Regions from separate parts of the Homo sapiens genome. Here regions 2 and 3 are each linked to region 1. The links are chromatin contacts, found by Hi-C or POLR2A ChIA-PET in ENCODE. All regions are on one chromosome and are shown on one strand. Each heading gives the region's core, a stretch centred on a gene start or an enhancer-like site at or near the end of the contact. The rest is flanking DNA. Distances are from core to core; before and after follow the strand shown. Region 1 holds the start of JSRP1 (junctional sarcoplasmic reticulum protein 1). Region 2 holds the start of ATP8B3 (ATPase phospholipid transporting 8B3). Region 3 overlaps GNG7 (G protein subunit gamma 7).

Region 1 (3,660 bases), core at 620-3,119:
CCCTGCTGGGTGACGTGCGGGTGACTAACCCCATCTTATAGATAAGAAAGTAGGTGGAGGCCAGCACAGTGGTTCACACCTGGAATCCAGCATTTTGGGGAGACTGAGGTGGGAGGATCACCTGAGCCCAGGAGTTTGAGACCAGCCTGGGCAACATAGTGAGACCCCATCTCTAAAAAAAAAAAAAAAAAAAAATTAGCGAGGCATGGTGGCCTGCACCTGTGGCCCCAGCTACTTGGGAGGCTGAGGCAGGAGGATCACTTGAGCCTGGGAGGTCAAGGCTGCAGTGACTTATGATCATGTCACTGTACTCCAGCATGGAAGACAGAATGAGGCTCTGTCTCAAAAAATAATAATAAAAATATATAAAAATATAAAGAAAGCAGACAGGCTTGGAGACAGCTTTGCCCAAAGACACCCAGCATTTCAGTGGCAACGTGGGATTCGAACCTAGATCTGTGTGGCCCAGCACCTGTCTTCCTTGGGGGCTCCTTACAGACCCCTGAGGCAGAAATGAGGGCCAGGGGTTGAACATGGGGAGCACACTATAAGCCAGTCCAGTGTGGGAGGCTAAGAAGCTCTAGTCTCTGAAGATGGGCCTCCTGGCTCAAGGGGACCATCAGGGAAGGGCTTCCTCCCGCCAGCGCCACAAGGGTACCTGAAGCCCTGTCCTCCTGGGTCTCGGCCAGCGCAGAGTGGTCCTCCAGGGCCTGGCAGCTGCCCAGGCCGCCATCCAGCTCCTCCCAGGCTCTGGTTGTCATGGACATGGCTGGAGCAGCAGCAGGTCCCAGGCCAGGCTGGGAGGGGTGGGGAACAAGGTCTTGCATTTACTGAGTCTCTGCCACAGGCCTGGGCCTGACCTGGAGGTTCTGCGGACACCAACTAACAGGCCCCGTCCTCCCACCCCTCCTCACTCGGCAAATTCATACTCATGCCAGGCATGGCCCGGCGCCCACTCCAGGCATCTCTCTGACCCCGCATGCCTGCCCTGGGACCCCTCCCTACCGCCCAGCCTCACTGGGGTCCAGTATCCATCAGTACAGTAGCCCAGGCTGCTCTGGCCCAGAGAGGGCGGGAGCCCCTGCAGGACAACACAGCAATGAGTCCCAGACGCACCCCAAACCGAAACTCTTGGCCCCAGAGTCAGCTCATGTTCTCTGAGACCAGGGACTATTTTTATCTGGTGCCTGAGGCCAGCGGGACAGGCTAACAGGTGCCCCAGCCCCTCCCAGGCCTCTGCTCTCATGGGGTCTCCCTCTGGGCCACCCTGACTTGCCATTCTGGGCACCCACATCCTGCTGCGTGACCCTGTGAGTCTACAGGCTCAGGCCCCAGCAGCAGAACCATCCTGGCTCTGGTCGTGACAGGCCGGGGCAGGGGAGGAGGGTCCCGGTTGTGGTTGGGGGTCTTCTGATCCTGACACAGAGTACCCTGCCTTGTCCCACTAACTCTGTTCCCATAGGACAGATGAGGAAACCGAGGCTAGAGACAGTGCCATTGGCTGGAGGTCGCAAGGAGCTTCAAGTCAGACCCAAAGCTGTACTCTTCAGGGTCCCCATGGCCTCTGGCTGCTGGGATTAGGGTGTCCCTGTATCTAGGCTGAAAAACCACCCAGCCCTGGGGCTCCAAGACCTGGAAGGGGCCTATTGCGTGGCAGTGGGGGAGGGGCCCAAGAAGCATGGGAGGCTGGTGTGTGGCCCCTGGGTGTGCATGGGGGCAGCTCCAGGAATTGGGGACCCTTACAGTCCTCTGCAACACCCCTTCACACCCCGGGAGCCCACACCTCTGCCCGGGATTCCCCCAGCCTCACTTCCTTACCCCCGAGCCTCGCTTACCCGCCAGCCGCTTTGCTGAGCCTTGTGGACAGGACGGAGGATGGGGAGGGTGGCCCCGTGATGGACGGCAACAGGTGGCCAGAGACCGCGGGTGGGCCAATCAGCATGCCCGCTGGAGTGAGGTCACAGCCGGGGAGTCCCCCACCCTTCCCTGCCATTGCAGCAGGGCAGGGCATTGCTCCTACTCAGCACTCGCCACTGCCACCCAGGGAGACGTAGCGCCTGCAGCTGGGACTACAGGCGCGCACCATCACACCCGGTAAGTTTTCAATTTTTTTTGAGACGGAGTCTCGCTCTGTCTCCCAGGCTGGAGTGCGGTGGCGCGATCTCCACTCACTGCAAGCTCCGCCTCCCGGGTTCACGCCATTCCCGTGCCTCAGCCTCCCGAGTAGCTGGGACTACAGGCGCCCGCCACCGCGCCCGGCTAATTTTTTTTGTATTTTTAGTAGAGATGGGGTTTCACCGTGTTAGCCAGGATGGTCTCGGTCTCCTGACCTCGGAATCCGCCCACCTTGGCCTCCCAAATTGCTGGAATTACAGGCGTGAGCCACTGCACCCGGACTAATTTTTGTATTTTTTTTTCAGTAGAGACAGGGTTTCCCTATGTTGGCCAGGCTGCTCTCGAACTCCTGACCGCAAGTAATCCATGTGATCCGCTCGCCTTGGCCACCCAAAGTGCTGGGATCCCAGGCGGGAGCCCCTGCAATGCATTCATTCCTGCTGTTTAAAGCCACTGTATTTGGGGTCATTTGTTTCTGTGGCTCTGGCAGGCTCATACACTCGGAACTGCCTGCTCCCACACCGTCATGCAGAGAAACCTGACGCCTCTGCTCTGGAGAGGACCCGGGGTCTCTCAGCCCCCAAAGGCACATTCTAAGGCCTGCAGGCAGATGTTTGAGCCCTACCTGCAAAGCATGGTGACTCTGGGAGTCCTGAGGGAAGAGGGGAAGTGGATTTTGGTGGTGAGGCCTGTGTGTTAAAAATCCTGAGTGAATGGCCGGGCGCGGTGGCTCACGCCTGTAATCCCAGCACTGTGGGAGGCTGAGGCGGGCGGATCGCCTGAGGTCGGGAGTTTGACACCAGCCTGGCCAACATGGTGAAATCTTGTCTCTATTAAAAATACAAAAATTAGTGAGGCGTGATAGTGGATGCCTGTAATCCCAGCTACTGGGGAGGCTGAGGCAGGAGAATTGCTTGAACCCGGGAGGTGGAGGTTGCAGTGAGCCGAGATCACATCATTGCACTCCAGCCTGGGCGACAGAGTGAGACTCTGTCTCAAATAATAATAATAATTCTGAGTGAATAGGGCCTCCCCAGGAACTACCAAGAGACCCAGAAGGCCAGCCCGCCTTCAGCAAAGCAAGGGCTGGGGTTCCCTGGTCCCCACTCCCTCCGCTTTAGAAACGGCTCTCGGCCGGGCGCGGTGGCTCACGCCTGTAATCCCAGCACTTTGGGAGGCCAAGGCAGGTGGATCACAAGGTCAGGAGATTGAGACCCTCCTGGCTAACACGGTGAAACCCCGTCTCTACTAAAAATACAAAAAATTAGCTGAGTGTCGTGGCGGGCGCCTGTAGTCCCAGCTACTCGGGAGGCTGAGGCAGGAGAATGGCGTGAACCCGGGAGGCAGAGTTTGCAGTGAGCCGAGATGGCACCACTGCACTCCAGCCTGGGCGACAGAGCGAGACTCTGTCTCAAAAAGAAAAAAAAAAAGAAATGGCTCTCATTTTTTTCTGTATGACACAAGGCAGAGACAAACAGGAAACAAAGAGAAGCTGAAAGCAAAAACTGTAAAGCACCTGTCATCTTCCCGCCCCCAAACAGACAC
Region 2 (3,660 bases), core at 407-2,906, 440 kb before region 1:
ACCTGAGTTCCTGTCCTCATCTTGGAGATCTTCTCTCTGGCCGAGGCTGCCCATGCTGGTGGGGCTGTGGGAGAGAAGGGCCCCGGGTCACAGCAGTGACCCCAGCCCTTGCTGGGCACCACTCGGTCTTCAAGGAGCTCACAGCCTAGGGGCCGACCCTCTCAAATGCTACCTCCCACACTCATCTGCAGCCTCCCCGCCAGGCTCTGAATGTCCAGCCATAGGCTGTGTGTCTTGCCTTGGACATCCTGAGACCTAGGGGACCCCAAGATGATCCTCAAACCTGCAACAGCCCATCTGCCAGTGTCCCCCGCCAGCCACCCTGGTCGCCTCCCGCCAGTACAGCCTAGAAGGACTCTACCGCCAGCCATGCCAGCCTCTGGCCATGCCAGCCTCCGGCCACTGCTCCCCACACCTCGCTTTTCCTGAAAGGACCACTCTCACCTCCTCCTGGTTTCACTGACGGCCTCCTGCCCCTCTCCCCATGTGGCACCAGCTTAGGGGCTCAGTCATCTGTTCACTGACTGAATGGGACCCCCGGGCTATATGTTATATCTCAAAACACAGCATGAGGGTCAGGCATGGCCACTCCCCTCCTCACCCCCCCAGGCTGGGCAGCAAACTCTGATGGGGGCGATGGAGGCAGACGGACATCGTCAGAAGATCCTGGAATCTTCTCCACTAGCAGGTTCAGGAATGTGGGTCTGGCTCTAGCCCTGCACCGGGGGCCCTGGTTTGGCCCCCTATGAGGATGGGCAAACCACCCCTAGACGCCAGCAACTGGCCCCCCACCTGCCAGCTCTCTAGCAGTGCCCTCCCCGCCAAGCCCCTGCCCCTGTGTTCCGGCCACCCGATGCACCCGTCCTCACCCTTCTGGTCTCCATTCATACTTCCTAGCCCGGCCAGGCTGGGCCTTGTGCCTCCTCTCAGGTGCCCCTCTGCCTGGGGAGTCTCCCATCCCAGCTCTGATCACCGTCTCACCTCCGCGGATGCCAGCAGGACCTGAGCCTTCCTGAGTCACGTCTGAGTCACCCGTGTCCCCAGGTCCTGGTGGGGCAGGGCTTGGCTCAGGGCCAGCTCTGGTGCTCCTGGGAGTCTGAGCGGGGCCAGTGCCCATTCACCGCATGAGGAAAAGGGAGGTTCAGGGCGAAGAGGGGTTTAGGCTGTGGGACGGGGGAGAGGTGGGGGAGACCCCCGTGGGGGCAGACTGGGGATTGGAGAGTTGGAGAGAATGCTCAAATGGCCAGAATCCACTCGAAGTGTATCTGGGGGCAGAAAGAGACACGGACACAGCGCTGGCTTCCTGCCCCCTCACTAACTGGGATGCCCCATTACTCGGAAGCCCCCCACCCCGTCTTCCCGCAGCCGCAGGGGCACAGGACCGCCCTGGACAGGGCTCCAGAGTCCAGGGCTGTCTGCACCCGCCCCGGGGCCCCGACCGCGCGAACCTCTAGGGGCGCGCTCTCCACCCCCGCCGCCACGACCCCAGCTCTCAGCCTGGGTGGAGCCCAGAGAGGGTGCGCGGGCTCCCGGGGACGCACAGCAGTGGGAGCACCCGCCGCTCACCGGCGCAGGAGAGGCAGGGGGGGGCAGGCCGCGGGCGTCCAGGGCGGCGGACGTGGTGGAACCGTTAGCCCGGTGCCAACGGTCCTGAAACGGGGGGCGGGATCTCGGGGCGGGGCCTCGGGGCCCGGCCAAGGCGAAGGTGGAGCCAGTTCGGACCCCGGAAGGGGGCCGGGGGCGGGGCCTGGAGGGGGTGGGTGGGGCCAAGGCGAAGAAGGGGCGGGGCCTCGAGGGTGGGGCCGAGCGGAGCACGGCCGAGCAGGATGGGGGCCAGGCCTCAGGGACGCGGTCACGGCCGAAGGGCGGGGCCTCGCAGAGCCTCGCAGAACAGGCCGGGATAGAAGACGCTCGGGAGCAGTGCCTGGGTCTGGGGAGGGGCCGGGACTTTGGGGAAGGGACTAGAAGGAAGGCGAGGACGAGCGGGGTCTCGCTGAGCAAAGTCAGAGTAGGGGCGGGGCCAGGACTCAGGGGCTTGGCCAGAGCGGGAAGCGGGGTTGAGCATGGCCTTGCGGAGCAGTGTTATGGTAGGGGCGGGGCTGGGATCCGGAGCCGTTACAAAGGAGGAAGGCGGGGCCGCGCAGAGCAGGGTCAGGGTAGGAGGGCGCTCAGGGTGGGTCCAGGACAGAAGGCAGGGCCTTGGGAGGGCCTTAGGGAGCAGTGCCAGTGCAGGGGCGGAGCCTGAAAGGGAAGAGGGTGTCAGGGCAGGGCCGGGCCGGGCTTGGTCAGGGAGCAGAAAGAACCTGCACCGCAGGGCGGGGTTGGAAGGGTTCTTGGAAAGGTGGGCCTGGGTCAGGTCGGAATGGGCCTTGCAGACCTGACGGGGCTGAGGCTGGTGCGGCCAGCGTGGCAGAGTGCAGGAGGAAGGACCACAGGTAACGGCGGTTATGTAAGTCATGTCTGATCCGTGTCCTGGGTTCGTTCATTCATCCCATACACGTTCAACGAGCGCCTCCTAGGCGCAGATGCAGGGCTGAGCACCAGGCTGGGGAGAGGCGGTTATAGCCATTGAGACCACCCTAAGGCCAAGAGGAAGCCCGCAGGGTTCTTTCCAGCAGGTGGCAGGGGCTCAGGGATCCTTACTGAAGAAGTGGCAGGGGTGAGTTCAGCGACGAGGCTAGGGCGGGTCCAGGCCAGCGATAGGGCCTGGAGCCAGGGTCAGAAAGTGTGTGCGGAGGGGCTGCTGAAGATGAAATGCCCCCAAGAGTGAGGCTACCTGGGGTGAGGGCCCAAAGGGAGAGGCAAACATGGGTGGAGGGGGATAGGGAAGCCACCTCCCCCATCAAAGCGGCAACCACCTGAGGGCTCTCGGTGATCACAAACCCTCTTTCTTTGGAAGCCCAAATTGGAAGCCTGCTTGGCCCTGGAGGCTGCCAGGGAACCTCTCTTTTTTTGGAGACAGAGTCTCACTGTGTCACCCGGGCTGGAGTGCAGTGGTGCGATCAGAGCTCACTGCAGCCTCCACCTCCTGGGCTCAAGCGATCCTCCTGCCTCAGCCTCCAGAGTAGCTGGGACCACAAGCAGGCAGGCAGGCCACTGTGTTTGACTTCTCTCCTTTCATTCCTTCAACACTTCCCCTGTGCTTGCTTGCTTGCTCAGTGGTTACGAAAAAAAGCCGGGGCTGGGAGTTTGAACACACTGTTCTAATAAACTTTAGAAGAGACCTGGTTGGGTGCAGCTGTGAGGACCAGATTCCCCCACCCCAGCCTTCGCAGGGGGCACTATCTGGGGGCAGGAGCTTGCCCAGGGCACTTGTGCAAAGGCCCTGAAGCCTCCAGTGGCAACAGGTGGCTTCACAAGCTGAAGGGAGTCCCTGGGGGCTGAAGCCAGGGCTGGCCAGCCTTGGGACCCCCCGTGGGCTATGTCCTGAGGCACCAGGTGCGTTCTGGGAAGGGGGAGGCAGACATCACATGGGAATGCACAGAAACAGAGCGCATACACGCCTGCGCCATTTATTTAGAACACAGAGCCGGGCACAGTGGCTCATGCCTGTAATCCCAACGCTTTGGGAGGCCGAGGCAGGTGGATCACTTGAGGTCAGGAGTTCGAGACCAGCTTGGCCAACGTGGTGAAACCCCATCTCTACTAAAAATACGAAAT
Region 3 (3,660 bases), core at 389-2,888, 340 kb after region 1:
AAAAAAAAAAAAAAAAGAAATTAAATTTAGAAAGGTAAAAAGCAGCTCAGGACTGCCAATGTACAATGCGCTCCATATTGCTGTACGTATCTATGTGAGTGTGCATGTGTAGGAAAAGTCTAGGGAGTTTCAGTGGTTAGACGACAATGACCAGGACAACTGTGTGAGCAGCACCTGTGTGGCACTGAGTCATCTCAGGCTCTCCACTCGGCTCTGTCCATCAACGACCGAATCCAGCTCTCACGGCGACTCTACGCTGCATGCTTGTTACTCTACTACAGAGGAGGAAGCAACGCTTACGAAAACCAAGGACCAAAAGAACTCACAATCAAAACTAGTGGGCGGCCGGGCGCGGTGGCTCATATCTGTTAATCCCAGCACTTTGGGAGGCCAAGGTGGGCGGATCACCTGAGGTCAGGAGTTCGAGACCAGCCTGGCCAACATGGTGAAACCACATCTCTACTGAAAATACAGAATTGGCCGGGCGTGGTGGCTCACGCCTGTACTCCCAGCACTTTGGGAGGCCGAGGCGGGCGGATCACGAGGTCAGGAGATCGAGACCATCCTGGCTAACACGGTGAAACCCCATCTCTACTAAAAATACAAAAAATTAGCTGGGTGTGGTGGCGGGCGCCTGTAGTCCCAGCTACTCGGGAGGCTGAGGCAGGAGAATGGTGTGAACCCAGGAGGCAGAGCTTGCAGTGAGCTGAGATCGCGCCACTGCACTCCAGCCTGAGCGACAGAGCGAGACTCCGTCTCAAAAAAAATGAAAAGTAATAAAATAATAATAATAATAATAATAATAATAATAATAATAATAATAATAATGCTACTTGGGCATCTTCCGTCAAAAGAATCAGACATCGGGTGCATTTAAATCTCTTGCCACCGTTATTCTTTCTAAGGAGCCACTAGGAAAAGGATGTCTCAAAAGAAGGTGATCACGGAAAAAGAAAGCTTATGAAACACTGACTTCTGTAATCACGTTTTCAGTTGAAAGAAATGGAAACTGATCTAACTTCCAGCTCACCTCAAGCTGGAAAGAAGTCTAGTTTCTAGAAGCATCTCCAAAATTGGAAAGTGAAGTTTCTAGCATACAGTTCCACCGAGGGCCCATGATGAAGAGGGGGAGAGGCGGGCACGAGGCGAAGCGGGTGCCCCGCGCTCGGCTGGAAAAAGCCAATGTCACCGGGCTGTGCTATTTGCTTGTGGGAGGGACGCCTGGGGTGGGGGCGTGCCGCTGGTTGCTCCGCCGCAGACACCACGTGGTGCTTTTTGAACTGATCAGAGCCCCAGCCTGCCTGCTTTGCTGTCCCGGGCTGACCTCCGAAAACACCGCACTTTCCCCTCGCTGACTTGGTAGATGTCTGTCTGTCTGCTTGAGTATCTCGAAGATCTGAGGTTTCCATTCCAGCAGAATAAATACTAGGAGGGCCCACCCCTTCCTCCTCCCAGCCGAGGCTGGATGAATCCAAATAAACCCAGCTGGTGGGGAAGAGCATTTCTAGGACTTCGGCGGGAGAAAGCACCGCCCACCCGGGTGGGTTTCCAGGAGGTGGAGGTGCGGACCTGGGAGGGGGGCCCTCGGGCAGCCCTGCCATGCAGCCGCGTCACTCCGCCTGCCTGATGTCACAGGAGCTGGGGGAGTTTGGGTATTTCATGAAGCTGTTGAGTTATTGTGGCTTTGGTTTGTGACACCGGCGTTCAGGCACGGCCTAAAGGCAACATCAAAGACGGTGCATGAAAACCGGGGGTTAGGCCGGGCGCGGTGGCTCACGCCTGTAATCCCAGCACTTTGGGAGACCGAGGCAGGCGGATCACCTGCGGTCAGGAGTTCGAGACCAGCCTGGGCAATACGGCGAAACCCCGTCTCTACTAAAAATACAAAAATTAGCCGGGGGTGGTGGTGCTGGCCTGTGATCCCAGCTACTCAGGAGGCTGAGGCAGGAGAATCGCTTGAGCCCTGGAGGTGGAGGTTGCAGAGAGCTGAGATGGCGCCACCGCACTCCAGCCTGGGCAACAGAGCAAGACTCCATCTCAAAAAAAAAAAAAAATTAGATTGTGGTAATGGTTACACAACTCTGGATATTCTAAAAACCACTGAATTGTACACTTTAAAAAGTGAATTCTATGGCATGTAAAAATCTCAATAAAGCTGTCATATAAAATAAATATATATAAATATGATGCCAAAATATATACATAAATATGGTAATAAAAAATTAAGGCCCTTAAACAGCTTGTGTTTATGTAGATTTTAGCTATACTCCTGTTACAAGTTAACATAATCCCATTAAATATTTTTTTAAACCATATATTTTATATTAGGAGGATGACACGTTTAAGTGAAAAGTAACTATTTTTCAAAAAAAAAAAACATTGAGGGGAAATAGTGGCATTGTTTTACATTTTTGCAAATTTCTTTCATGTCTGGCTTAATAGAAGACAGCTGGATTCTTGTATAAGCCTCTGAGTTCAATCCACTGTGATATCAAACGTCATGCAACCTCTGAAAACTCCACCATCTGTGTGGGAGAGACTGGGAGGAAGGAGACCCAGAGTATCTTGGCATTTTTTTTTTTTTTTTTTTGTGAGATGGAGTCTCGCTCTGTCACCCAGGCTGGAGTGCAGTGGCGCAATCTCAGCTCACTTCAACCTCCGCCTCCTGGGTTCAAGTGATTCTCCTGCCTCAGCCTCCCAAGTAGCTGGGATTACAGGCGCCACCACCACACCTGGCTAATTTTTTTTTTTAATTTTTAGTAGAGACAGGGTTTCACCATGTTGGCCAGGCTGGTCTCGAACTCCTGAGCTCAGGTGATCCACCCACCTTGACCTCTCAAAGCGCTGGGATTACAGGTGTGAGCCACAGTGCCTGGCTTCTATCTTAGCAGTTTTGACCTAGTGGTCCCCCACCAAAAGGGTCTCAGAGACCAACCCCTGGGTGTCCCTGGACCACACTTTGAGAACTCCAATACACAGGTATTCTCTCTACTTCACAGAAGAGAAAATGCGATCCAAGATGGTAATAAACCTGCTCAAGTCCTCAAAGCTGAAAAGTACGGCTGAAGGAGAATAAAAAAGAGAAACATAAAGCAGTTGTGGTGGTGTGTGCCTGTGCTCCCAGCTACTTGGGAGGCTGAAGTGGTAGGATCGCTTGAGCCCGGGAGTTTGAGGCTGCAGTGAGCTAGGATCACGCCACTACACTCCAGCCTGGGTGACAAGGAGAGACCTCCCCCCCGCCACCATCTCCAAAAACAAATTATTACTTATGTAAAAAATAGAACTAAGGAAGGTTTGCTTGACTCCAAAGCTGTGTTCTTTGCATCCATTCTAGTTCCATCCAGATGGCCCGGGGTACAGCTGGGATGCCTGTTGTCCCTAAAAACCATGGGGCACAAGTAGGTAAACCCTAGAGTAGGTAACTCCTCAATTCAGCTCAACCACTATCTGACCAGCCTCCAGTTACCAGGCAGTGTGTTTCCCCAGCCATGTGGACTCAGTCCTGCCACGGCGCGGCTCGTGCCTATTGCAGATACATGTACATGCTTGCAATATACGTGTCTGTCTCCCCTGCTCTACAATGAGCTCCCCAGGAACAAGGACTGGGCAATTTTTTTTGGCTTCCTGTCTCCACTGTTTGGCAGCAGGAAAAGAGAGGTG

Evidence for each region. Hi-C counts contacts between places; a loop is a spot of excess contacts on that map. ChIA-PET counts read pairs that join two places held with the same protein, here RNA polymerase II (POLR2A). Pooled maps may share reads with other maps.
Region 2: a loop to region 1 is called in a pooled map, with 5 times the contacts of the local background. The contact joins the promoter of ATP8B3 here to the promoter of JSRP1 in region 1. A Hi-C loop is called at or near these places in 2 of 50 pooled maps. POLR2A ChIA-PET finds 5 or more read pairs at or near these places in 2 of 52 experiments (B cell and PC-9).
Region 3: a pooled map shows a loop between it and region 1 (2.1-fold over the local background). The contact joins the enhancer-like site here to the promoter of JSRP1 in region 1. A Hi-C loop is called at or near these places in 1 of 37 single-sample maps with no recorded cell type and 5 of 50 pooled maps.

What each region holds. Positions count from the first base shown.
Region 1 is chr19:2,254,548-2,258,207 of GRCh38, forward strand. It overlaps JSRP1 (junctional sarcoplasmic reticulum protein 1), which reads right to left and starts at 1,870. Exons shown (of 7, transcript NM_144616.4): 1 at 1,836-1,870; 2 at 659-797. The coding sequence starts at 767. RefSeq lists an enhancer at 1,545-1,624.
Region 2 is chr19:1,810,620-1,814,279 of GRCh38, forward strand. It overlaps ATP8B3 (ATPase phospholipid transporting 8B3), which reads right to left and starts at 1,657. Exons shown (of 29, transcript NM_138813.4): 1 at 1,567-1,657; 2 at 870-1,265; 3 at 3-64. The coding sequence starts at 1,117. RefSeq lists enhancers at 1,165-1,910, 2,291-2,450 and a silencer at 1,371-1,740.
Region 3 is chr19:2,597,898-2,601,557 of GRCh38, forward strand. The region is part of intron 2 of GNG7 (G protein subunit gamma 7); the gene reads right to left. Among named protein-coding and RNA genes, the nearest start is that of MIR7850, 31 kb to the right of the region's middle. Within about 2 kb of position 1,639, at least 33 of the 41 ENCODE cell types and tissues checked have a DNase peak (open chromatin) inside an H3K27ac peak, as active enhancers do.